3 separate regions of the Homo sapiens genome follow, and regions 1 and 3 are each linked to region 2. A link is a loop called in an ENCODE intact Hi-C map of the cell type or tissue named here. Cell type or tissue: mammary epithelial cell. All regions are shown on one strand. Region 1 overlaps LOC105379013 (a long non-coding RNA gene). Region 2 holds the start of LOC107984116 (a long non-coding RNA gene). Region 3 holds the start of LOC124900991 (a long non-coding RNA gene).

What was found. A loop is a pair of places that touch in the nucleus more often than their neighbours do. Peaks named below come from ENCODE experiments on the same cell type or tissue, not always from the same donor. Only the 100,000 strongest peaks of a DNase experiment are listed, where the experiment ranks them.
Region 1: it touches region 2 in a loop (2.3-fold over the local background); 1 of 110 quality-filtered maps calls a loop at or near these places.
Region 3: it touches region 2 in a loop (2.6-fold over the local background); 1 of 110 quality-filtered maps calls a loop at or near these places.

What each region holds. Positions count from the first base shown.
Region 1 is chr5:68,682,087-68,686,086 of GRCh38, reverse strand. The region is part of intron 2 of LOC105379013 (a long non-coding RNA gene); the gene reads left to right. Among named protein-coding and RNA genes, the nearest start is that of LINC02198, 350 kb to the left of the region's middle. In mammary epithelial cell, no CTCF peak of the experiment used is centred here; a DNase peak (open chromatin) is centred at 2,226.
Region 2 is chr5:69,005,480-69,009,479 of GRCh38, reverse strand. All of the region lies in intron 1 of LINC02198 (long intergenic non-protein coding RNA 2198), which reads left to right. It overlaps LOC107984116 (a long non-coding RNA gene), which reads left to right and starts at 2,295. Exons shown (of 3, transcript XR_001742709.2): 1 at 2,295-2,453. In mammary epithelial cell, a CTCF peak has its summit at 1,517 (motif pointing right); a DNase peak (open chromatin) is centred at 1,509.
Region 3 is chr5:68,743,898-68,747,897 of GRCh38, reverse strand. The region is part of intron 2 of LOC105379013 (a long non-coding RNA gene); the gene reads left to right. It overlaps LOC124900991 (a long non-coding RNA gene), which reads left to right and starts at 1,505. Exons shown (of 2, transcript XR_007058807.1): 1 at 1,505-1,742; 2 at 2,367-2,819. In mammary epithelial cell, a CTCF peak has its summit at 2,153 (motif pointing right); no DNase peak of the experiment used is centred here.

The DNA.
Region 1 (4,000 bases), 320 kb after region 2:
AGATGATTTGCTTCTGCCCCAGCAACAGAGCTATTCTAAGAGCTCTGGTTGCTTAAGAGAGGCAGGGCTCAGGCATGGCCTCTCCTTCTGTCTCTTGCTGAGACTTTTAAATTCTTGTTGGTTTATTTATTTGTTGAAGACATTATAGCATCGTCTAGAGCTGTGGTTTTTCCAAGTAAAGAGTGACTCCCAGGCTGATCATTTATAGCATTTATATTTATAAAGAGACAGTAATCTACATTTTGTTTTTTGACATCATTTCATCATTTAATTATTAGTTCCTAAAAACCCAGTAAGCATCCTATGCAAGTGATTCTAAGAAATATTTTAGTGGTGGAAATGAATAGAGGTAAGAAAGGGAAGGGCATGGGGGCAGGTGACCTTAGGATTATTTTGCTGTGCCAAAATGGCAGCACGAGGCTTTGATTTGCCACTGTTCTAAATTTATAGCACTTTTCAGAACTCTGCTTTTTATCTCCAAATGAACTCTTTATTTTATGACTTTCATTCCTCATGAAGATTAGATACCAGCCCCCCAAACAATTCTACACTGCTCCACATGTCTTTAAATATGGATCCCACCTGTGTCAGAATCTTAGGTACATAGAGTTGGAGACCCACTTCTCCAGAACCTCAGGAATACTCTGAAGAATTAAATTAGCGGCCAGTTGGGAGAGCAAAGCCTGAAGCTTTCTGGTTGTGTCTACCTCCATCCTGTCTACATGACAGATCTCTTTTAAACATCAAGAACTGTGTGTTTTGGTCAGTTGTAGACATGTTCTACTCACTCTTCCTCAATCCAGCAAATGAAATATCACCCACCCTTTGTTTGGATTAGAAATACGAGAGCAATCCTGAATGTTTCTTTCTGTAACTCCTCACATCTAATTCCTTCTGAAACCCTGTAATTCTCCCTAAAAAACACACAGAGAAAGTGTCAACTTTATTTCTGCAGACAACATCTAGCCCAAGGCACCATCATCTCTAATCTTCAATAATTTTCTGTCTTTCTTCCTTGGCTCAATTTTTGCCCTTTGATAATTCATTCTTCACCTTACGGATGAAATTTTCTTTTAAAAATACAAATCAGATTTTGCCAGTCTCCTTCATGAAACTTTCTCTTGCATTCTGAATAAACTCCAAACTCCTAAATATGATCTTCAAAGCCTTGCTTGATTTAGCTTCTGCTAACTTCTCTAAGTTCTCTATTGCCCCCAATTACTAAGTCCAGAGTTGTTGCTGTTGTGTCTCCTGGACTGTTTCTTTGTCAGTCCTTCACGTGGTCTTAGCTTAAATGTCACCTTCCACAGAGGCATGCCCTGACTATCTTTCTCAAAGTGGTTTGGTAGCTACTATGGATTGGGTAGTCTAACATCCCTTCAAACTCCCTTATCCCATGTCAAGAATGCAAAGCTAAAACCCGCATTTTCCAGACTGTCTTGAAGCTTGGGTACTAGAAATGATTCAGTTTCCCCCAACAAAATGCAAGGCATCGATATTGTGGTTCACAGGATCTCCATTTTGATGGGACCAAGTGTCATTGTGTTGGCATGGATTGTGGCAGAAGTGGTTTGAGTCTGGAGCAAGTAGTCATTGCTGTGGCTGTGACTTGTAGCAGGAAGAGGCAGCTTCTTGATTCAGTGTCTGCTATTTTGATTGCACTGGGGGCTAGTATGGTTCTGCAGTCAGCAGGGGTGTAGTACCTTCCCTAATACAACAGCATCCCCCACCCCACCCCAGATATCAACAGAAGTCACCATACAACAGTTTCTTAGAATGTGCATAGATGGGGGATTGTTCTTGAGAGGTCAGTCTAGAGCCTCCTCCTCTAGTCCTTTTAACAATTTTGTAATCACTGAATTCCCTGTATGGAATTCCTTTCTGCTTAAACTAGCTAGAGTGGATTCTGTTGTCTGCAATACAGTCTGGACCAATGTAAGTCTTTTTTTATAGGTTACTCTTTAGCTCATCTTTTATTTTTTTCCTCACTCTTTTAATAATTTAAATGATACCATTCATTTATTGTCACTCTCCCTACAATATAAGCCTCCCGAGGGTGTGGCCTTGTCTGTTTGGTTCGATGCTCTGTCCCTAGTACCTAGGACAGTTCTCAAAACACACGAGGTATTTCATATCCATTTGTTGCATGAATGAATGGGCCCTAGGCATTTGCTGAGCTGCTCCACACCACACCTCAGCAATCTTAGCAGCAGTGGGGCTTGCTCTGCAGCAAGTCTTTCTTTTGACTCACCCATTTGTGTCTGGTCCAGCTCCGATTTCATTCTTCTGACTCAGCGATGGAAACATGCACTTATGATGATGACAGAGCAAGTCCTTGAGTTCTCTAAAAACTCTGCATCAGGAAGCTTCTGCTAAATGGAGTGCCTCACACCACTATCAGCAGAGCAGTGCTCAGCTGAATTTCTCTATCAGTGGTGTCAGGCAGTGAGGAAGAGACTGGACAAGGGAGGGCTAGCCTAACTTTGCCATTATAGGTTCTTCTTGTTTGAAAGACAATTTCACAAACAATGGCATGTCTAGGCACTCTCCTGAAAGACTGTCCAAGATCATCCCATCCATCCTGGTTGCTTGCATGTCTGTTTCCCATAACTCAACATGCTATTGCCTCTCAAAAAATTTTCACAAGTCCACAGCATGACTTAGCTAATGTAACACTCTGCTCTTTCTAAGAGCCCCGCCTTTCCCTTTGCCTATTTTAAAATGAAGCAAAGGGTCATTTGAAATACTTTGTTTTTTTAACAAATTGAGAAGTTGGGTTCTCACCATAAAATGCTGAATAATAGATTATTTGCCTAAAATAATCTGTGTCTCATTCAATATTTTATTCCCTGTACCAGGGTCTGGTACATAATGGGTGCTCCATAAGTGTTTGAAGAATGATTGAATGAGTGAATCATTCTAGTTTTATGTCTTTTTATTTTTTTAAAGCTGGCAAAAGGTTAATGTATGCAGAGAAGACAGTATATGAGAAAAAAAATCCCACATATGACTTTGATTCTATTCAAATGTGTTCCTTCAGTTAGGCAGGATTTCATTAACATTTCCTCCACATCATGCCTGCTGAATATCATTGCAAGATTTAGTTGACAAGTGCCATTCACAAGCCAGATCTGTGGACCTAAGAGGGTATCCCGCCATGTGGGGCTTCCTTTTCTCAGTCCTGACACACATAAGACAGCAAATGTCAAGTGTGCTTTTTTAGAACTCATATACAGAATGATGTGCTTCTTCAAGGTCAGGATAAGCACCCACTTTAGTTTGCATTCATGCGCAAGAATGCTAGCGACAGGTAACCTTCAAAGAGGGAAGCTGTCATTGGCAGGAAGGGCAAAGGCTGGGAATTGAATCTTCCTAAAAAAGTCACATCTGCCGGCTGGCAGGAGAAGGAGCTCATGTCAGGGCAGGAGACTAACTGGCAGTTAGAGGATCGCTGGTTACTGATTAAGCTGGGCAAGGCATTTTAAAGGCAAAAGAGCAGTCTCCAAGTTCAGATTAGGCAGGCTCTTGCAGGCTCTCACAGCTGGGAGGGGAGCTGGTGGGTGGAAAAGGGTGAGGTGAGGGAAAGGACAGGGAATGGGATGCCCTTAGCTTAGTGGGAGGGAGAAGTCTTCTCCAGGGGTGGCCAGGCCCTCTGTTCTGTCTCCGGGAGCTGCCAGACAGGTAATGTCTATCTCTAGTGTAGAAATTCCTATCCCTGAGGTTGAGACATTTCAAGGTTTTGCCAGTTGTCTCAAAGGGCAATGTGGAATTCTCAAGCCCAAATTATTTTCCTAGTTTTATGCCTTTTAATTTTTTTAATAATGTGAATATCACATAGTTATCTTCAAGTACCTTTGGAAGGCCAAATATTCCCCCTCTCAAAATGTGTAGGAATAGTTGCTGTGGTTGCTACAATTTTCCCTTGTTTACTATGTAACAAGCCTTGAGTTACATGGTTTGCACATATTGCATAATATTAAATTGAATCCTCACAACCTGA
Region 2 (4,000 bases):
TGCTTGAGGCCAGGAGTTTGAGACCAGCCTGGGCAACATAGTGAGACCCTGTCTCTCCAAAAAAAAAAAAAAATTAGCTAGAAGTGGTGGCATGTACCTGTACTCCTAGCTACTTGGGAGGCTGAGGTGGGAGGAGGAAGGCTTGAGCCCAGGAAATTGAGGCTGCAGTTAGCCATGATCATGCCAATGCACTCCAGTCTGGGCAACAGAGTGAGACCCTGTTAAAAAAAAAAAAGTAAAAAAGGAAAAGGCCATATAACAAGTAACAAGGCAGAGATTGGAGTGACACATCTGCAAGCCAAGGGCTGCTGAGGATTGCTGGCAAATGCCAAAAGCTGAAGGGGGCAGGAAGAGCCTGCAGAGAGGGCATGGCCTTGGTGATAACTTAATTTTAGACTTTTAGTCTCCAGAACTATAAGACAATAAACTTCTGTTGTTTAAAGCCACCTGGTTTGTGGTACTTGGTTATGGCAGTCCTAGGAAACTAATATAATCAATACATATAAAACATAGCATGTGAAGAAAAGACTGTTTTTTTAATTCCAGGGAAAATATAAACTTGTTCAGGAAAGGAAATGTGAACAGGATATACCACATGGCTTTGTGGTCAAGAATTTAATAGTTATAGCTCTATAAATATTGATTATTGCTCTTACCAAAATTATACTGGGAAGTATATATGTATGGTGGGGTTGTGTATGTGTGTGCGGGTACTTATGAAGTCATCTTCCATAGTGCAAAGTCAATATATGAAGCTTAAACTAAAAAATCAAGAGGCAGCAACATGAACATGACATTTAGAGATATAGAGGTAAAAAGTAAATGGTTCAGTTAAAAGAGCTGGAAGTATCTGCCTTCTGGGAGCAGGAAACACGAGGTAGGGACTGCTTGGACTGCTGTAGAACAGTTTGACTCTTTATACTATGTGCATGAATTACTTTGATATAAAGAAAAACTGCTTTAAAAAGGAGAAGAAAATTTGAACCTGTGAAACAAACTACTTGTAGAACTATGGAATGTGATGACTTTGGATAAAAGTATGACATTAGGTACATTTATTTTGGGGCTAGTTGCTAATACCTCTTATTTTCTAGGCAGTGAGGGGGTGGGAGTGGAAGGGAGGGGGTCAAAATTCCTCCATGAAGCCTTTACATCTCCCCTTCTCCTATATCCAAGTCCCACTCTTATAAAAGAATAAAACCTCCATTACTCTAAGTTTATAATTACTGTTTAAAAACACAAAGTTCATTTTTACAGGGATCTTTCCTTAAGGCTGAAGGAGGTTCTAAAGATGAAATTTCCTTCTATGTATGATTCCTTGGGGTGGGAGTCACAGGCATTTTCTTATCCCACTGGAATTCTGAGTCGCATAAGTTTGTTTCTGACTAGTAACTAGGAGCTCAGTGTCTTTGGCCTCTCACACTGACCTTAAGGCAAATGCCTTTGAACCGTCCACTCCAGTCTGTCAATCCTCCTTGAAGAATGGTCCAGCCTGCACTGCTGCTTTTTACCATCAGGGGGCAGTGGGGCCATGAGTGCCCAGGGAGACAGGGAAGGATGCTTAGCACCTGGCGAGTGGGAGGAAGTGTCTCTCAGTGTTTGCACTTAAAGCATCTCAGTAGCTAGATACTTCATTGGTACGAATGGTGTATTTTCTTCTAAATTTTGTGCAATCCAAAAAGGCAGGAAGTTTGATCTTAATGCATTTTCCATGGTCATCTATTTCACTCTGAGCCAAGAATTTATTAGGAAAACGAAAAGAATTGCAAGAATAACTTTAGATTGACATTTCTCCATTTTCCTACTTGTCGAATAGGTTTGGTACGTGTTCTGAAGGAACACGGTGCCAGTTGAAATGGTGCTCTGCTTTCTTCCCTGTTATTCTGAAATAGATGTGCTTTTCACACACATGGATAGACCATTTACTCCTGATTTGTATCTCAGGGACAAATCTGACTTATTAACACCATTATTTGTAAACTGCTAGCCTGGTTTCCTGTGCTGTTGTAACGCTATCTTGATGGGTTGCTGTGAAAATGTGAAGATGTCTGTCAGGCAGGAAAAATTATGTAAAAATGATGTGGGTATAGAAAATGGGATCGACAAAATGTAATAAACTCCTCCTGGGCTGAACAGCAGAGCTGCATATGTAATGAAGTACTTTAGGATTACGTCACCTTTTATATAACATCTGGCAGTGACTTTTATTTCAGAGCTAATTTGGAGAAGCCAGGCACTTTTCTCTTCCCCTCCCCAAGACTGCCTTTATCTGAAAGACGAAAGAAGGAACTGTTACATTTTGCATGCAAAGAAAGCCAGAGTGGCTAGATTACTCCCTTAGGGTAATGGAGAAAGGAAAAAGAAATTGAAAAAGGTCAGGTGAACAAAGCAGAAGGAATGAAGAGGTTTGTGTGATTCTTAGTGAAATTGGACCAGTCTAAGCAACCAGACAGGTAATCTGGGTGACTCTACCCCTCCTTCTTCCCTCCTGTGCCCCTCCCTTGGCTGTGGCTCTATAGGTATGACCCAAGAATACTATGGAAATAGCATTTCCTTAAATATTTTGTCTGAAGTGAAGGGTTGAAAAAATTATTGAGATAATTTGGGAAAATCCTAAAATTTGTCCCTTTAGCCTTTGAGAAAAAGCTCAAAGCTCAAACACCTCTCTCCCCCAGTAATATCCAGACATTGATCTATAACAATAGATTATTCAGATGGTCAACTTGCTGCTTTAATTTGTCTATATAGGAAATGGTGAAAAGTCTTTTATGAAATTGAATGGGAATTCACTCCTTTGAAGCCAGGGACACAGGAGGGATGAAGACCCTCTTTGTACTTCCCCCTTTCCTTCCCTCATAGCTTCTGGGTCTGTGCTTGCCTTGGTGCAACCTGGACCTTGCTGGACCATGTTTGCTGACCTCCATGTTCTCTTTCATCACGTGTTTTTTGAATCTTCCATTATTGTGTCAACCCTGGACATGCTCTTGTCTGAATTTCAAGGCCATGTCTACAGTTCAGAAGAGGTAGTGTCTTCCTTACGTATCTAATGGGTTCCCAAAAATGTGTTTGAAAGTTAGTTGGATGTTTGAAAGTCGAACAATAGATTTGCATGTTGTAAGGAAGAATTTGTTCTCAATTCTAGCTAAAGTATATGATGAAATCCCTAATTATGGTTTCTGCCAGTGCCACCTCCCTCAGGCCTTGGCAACCCTGTGGGTGGGTGAGAACAGGCACATGGCTGGAGTGGGTGGCAACTGCCAGTCGTTGTGGGCTGAGGAAGTTAATCCAGGAATCTCTCCTTCCAAGACTTAGCCCTCCTTCCCTCATCCCAGCCTGAAAGGGCAAGGGCTGGAGTAGAGGGTCTGGTTCTTTTTTTTTTTTTTTTTTTTTTTTTGAGACAGAGTTTTTCTCTGTCACCCATGCTGGAGTGCAGTGGCTTGATCTTGGCTCATGGCAAACTCCGCCTCCTGGGTTCAAGCTATCCTCTTGCCTCAGCCTCCCAAGTACCGAGATTACAGGCTCAAGCCACCATGCCTGGCTAATTTTTTGTATTTTTAGTACAGATGGGGTTTCACCATGTTGGCCAGGCTGACTTACTTCGAACTCCTCACCTCAAGTGATCTGCCTGCCTCAGCCTCCCAAAGTCCTGGGATTACAGGTGTGAGTTACCACACCTGGCTGAGGGTCTGGTTCTTAACCTACCTCCAGGAATAACCACATGTGACACCCATGAGGTGGTGGACATGGCATTGGTGGACATGGGCAGAGTACTGGAGTGGTTGGGGCTGGTCAAATGACACCCTGAGAAATGGTGGTCCTGTGTGAGCTGAGAAACTCCAGGATCCCTGGCCATGATCTCTGGAGTTCTGTCTGGCAGTACTGGCCAATGGAGACTTATCTCTGGCTGGAAAGGAGGTGCTGGAAAATTCTTCTGTTGTCTTAACTTGAACCTGGCCCCTTCTCCTAGTAGCTGTGTCTGCCTGGCATGAGATTGTTCTAT
Region 3 (4,000 bases), 260 kb after region 2:
ATTTAATAATACATGGAGTCCTCAAAAAATGCAGAATAAATAAAATGACTGGGTTGGGAGGGGGCGCTACAGGAGTTTTAGATTTAAAGGGAATCCTTCTGTGATTTTTTTTTTTTAGCAAAATATTGAATCTTTTTTTGAAGCAAATTATCACATCCCAATTTATCCTGTGTAAATCTGGAATGCCACATGGAGACTTGACTTTAACTGGAACACATATTCACCAAGCTAGTTCAAAGCCAATACTTCCCCTCCCCAGATAGAAAGGAAACTCCATGAAAGCAAAGTCCTTGGTGTTTTATGAGCTGCTGATGCTCGATAGCACATAGCAGGTACTCATTAAATATTTGTTGAATCCACGGAGTGAATGAAGAGGCAGATAAGAAGCTAATATTTTAAAATGTGATCAAAGAGACAAGATCCAGAATTCCTTATCAGTGTGATATTTAAAAGAGGCCTCTTTGGGTTAAAACTGGAAAGAATTTGGTTGGAGTCTTAACATAAAAGCTGAGTACTTATTTTACCCTAATGCAACCTCTCTAGACCCAGAGAATGCTTTTTACATTTAAGTAGGGCACAAACAGTATCTGCCCAGAGAAGTGACCTATGTTGGCTACCTGGGGATGTTTGGTCACGCATTCTGGTTGTCTTCCTTTCTCTGTGTCAGGACACGGTTGTAAATTCATGCACAGGTCATGAACTGTCCACACGCACATTCACAGCACTCATTTTCCACCTTCTCTCATGAAAGCCTAAATGGGCACTCATATGCGGGTGAGGAGTGGGGGGCAGCACGATCAAATGGAAACAAGGTGCTGCTGTATCTCTTACTTAGAGCGAAGCTGGGGGCAGGGGCCCCATAACATGACTCCCGCGTTCAAGTTACACCTGGGGAAAACCAGAGCCACATGTTTGAATGGCACCTTCTGAGCTCCTGTTTCCAAATTCAAGCTGAGCTGACACGTGGTGTACACGATTTCGACTCAGGAGCAGATTCCACTTAATCCACAGGGCATCTGAGTTACACGAGTACAAAATGAGAAACAGACGTGACTGCAGGTGCTTTTTGCCCTGCTCTTGCATAACAAACTCAAAGGTGTCTTTGATTTCAACAAGAAATTTGGCAGAGAGCTTGTCCATAAAGCAGTTTAATTGCACTGGGTTTTGGTAAAAGGGCTTCTCTCTCCTCCCACCTCACTTTCACCACACACATTCAAACATGCATTAAACTCCCGTTAGAAGGAGTAGAATGACTGGGTTAAAAATAAAATTTAGATTAAAGATCAACCTCAGTAACCTGTAAATTTCCCCATTCTCCCTATAAATGACCATCAGTTTTCTTGCTTTGGATAGCCTGATTTTAAATAGGTAATAATTACCCAATAGTCCAGAATGGTTCCAAATCCATTGTGTAAATAATATGGCTTTTAAATATATTAATGAGTAAATATTTAACCAATAAACCAAGGCAGCTTCAAAGAAGTTAGTCAACTCCAACGGGGACATTCTTCAGAAAGAAAAGCCTAAATAAGGATTTGTTCAACGGACCATAACCATTCATGGCTCAAAGAGGGTTATACTACTTTTGTGCCTGGAAACGTTTCTAGCAAAGTCTTCATTTCCTGGACCAAAGGATGTGTGATTTATGCGAAGATCTGCCCTCCTGTTGCCTCATGGGCTGGGACCTTTGGAGAGACTCTTTGTGTATTCTCAAGAAAGGCTTAGTATTTAGAAGGTGCTCCGTAAGTGCTGAGTGATGATAATGATGAATTAGGCTCAGGTTGGGGTCTGGGTGACTGAATGCCATTCACAGCAAAGTGGCCTATTTTGCCATCTATGGGAAGCAGGGGAAGTCTGTTTCACTTTTTTAGCATAGCCTTGCTGGTCTTGGGCAAGACATGTCTCTGGGCTAAAGTTGCCTCATCTGCAAAATGAAGTGATGGTCTAAATGACCTCCAAGTCCCCCCTCAACCCCGGTTATAATTTAGGACTCACTTCGGTGGGAAATTTGGGTTCCACTGTGTGCATTAAGAATTTTCCACAGAATAGTCTATCACAACTTAATTTTTTCCATAGACTAAAGCTTTCATGCCTGTGTGGAAATGATTGTAGATACTTTTCTGACTTGGATACCCTGAACCAGGGCTTTTCAAATTTGGGTGCACAGGCTGCCCACTGTACAACTCTAGGGGGCACCCTTCACATAGACTGTAAAGTGAATGCCAACCCCCCAACCCTAAGTTATGCAACATTGTTACCCTGCCTTGAAAATACAATATATTTTCTTTCCTGCTAGTGAACAGATTCATGATGTTAGATTTTTTTAAACTCCTGTTTGCTGAAATTCTGCCAACTTCTTCTTTCAGACTCCTTTTCTGAGAAGACTCTTTCCCTGATTCTCTTCCAAAGCCCTGATTAGAATGAAACTAACATCTATTTGAAAAGGTAATCATTCTCACTCAGATGAGTTCTGCTCTGAAAGTGAGAGGAAAAAAAATCCAGAATTGGGGCACTGCTATAGACTGAATGTTTATGTCTCCTTCAAATCAGATGTTGAAACCTAATCCCCAGTGTAAGGGTATTTGGAGGTGAGGCCTTTGGGAGGTGATTAGGTCACGAGGGTGGAGCCCTCAGGAATAAGATTAATGCCCTTAGAAAAGAGACCCTAGAGAGGTCGCTTACCCATTCTGCCATAGCAAAGGGACTGCTGCCTTATGAACAGGAAGTGTGCTGTCCCCAGAAACCAAGATTAGTGCCTTGACCTTGGACTTCCCAGTCTCCAAAACTTTGAGAAATAAATTTCTGTTGTTTGTAAGCCACCTAATCTATGGTATTTTTGTTAGAGTGGCCTAAATGGATTAAAATAGGCACCGAGGTACTTTGTAGCCCCCACACTGGCATTGTGCATGTGGGGTAGGATGGCATCAGATGGCAATAGAACATACACGTATTTTTGGTGGCCTGATGGGGTGAGTAGCCTCAATATCTTGTATATTTCCAGTATAGAAAGGAAACAGCAATAGATTTCTGTTTCTTAAAATTCTGTCAAGTGGTTTGGCTCGTGGAGCCATTCCAGCCTACGTTGCGGAGAGAGTTTGTTCTTGAACTGTGGTTAATCTCATCTCTAAACCAGCATCAGGTGTGGTGACCTCGGGACGGCACAAGCTGAATGATAGCCGACTGCTTCTCTGTTCCCACACTCTGAAGAAAAAAGACCACTGGGGTTTGCTCAAGCTAGTCCTCTCCCTTATGGGGAGCAGAATTGGACTCTTTAAAAAAACATTACTGCTTAAAAATAACAAGTCAGAGCTGAAGTGCTTCTCAGCTAATGGGTAAAAACTAGCTCTTTCTTACTGAAGTCAGATTAATATTTAAAGCCTAGATTCTGGGCTTTGAGATGTTCTCACTAACTTAGTGGAGTTTTCACCACCTGCTCCTGATGAGCGCTCTTTTTGCCAAGTGTATTCCCCTCGAGAGCAGCTTCACTTTGCTGGCAGCACTTTCAGCTCTAGGCACTTAGCTCTAGGGTGTGCAGAGTATAGAAAGCGGAGTTAACCTCCCCAAGCCTATCCAGACTGTTTAACTTTAATAATATCATTTGACATTGAAAGTTAGACCTGTCTTACCATCTGCCCTTATACCGAGCTTCTAAGAAATGATCAGCTGGGTGCCTCACAGTTCCATCACAGTCAGCCTGGTGATATTTAAGCAGAAACACAAGGCCTGAAACTCCTTCAACAACAGAATTCTGCCTAGTTAATTTCTTCTGATATTTATATGTTGCCCCTGACAAATCTCACAATATTAGTAAAAAAAAAATTTGATAACCCAGCAATGAAACCTTTTATTGACAGCCTGCTTTGTACATTACCACTAATTGCTACCTAGATCTAAATGCAATCCTATTTCTAGGATTGCAAGGTCGTGGATATTATTATCTCTGTTTTACAGTAGACGATATTGAATCTCGGAGAGGGGAAAGTATTTGCCCAAAATTACG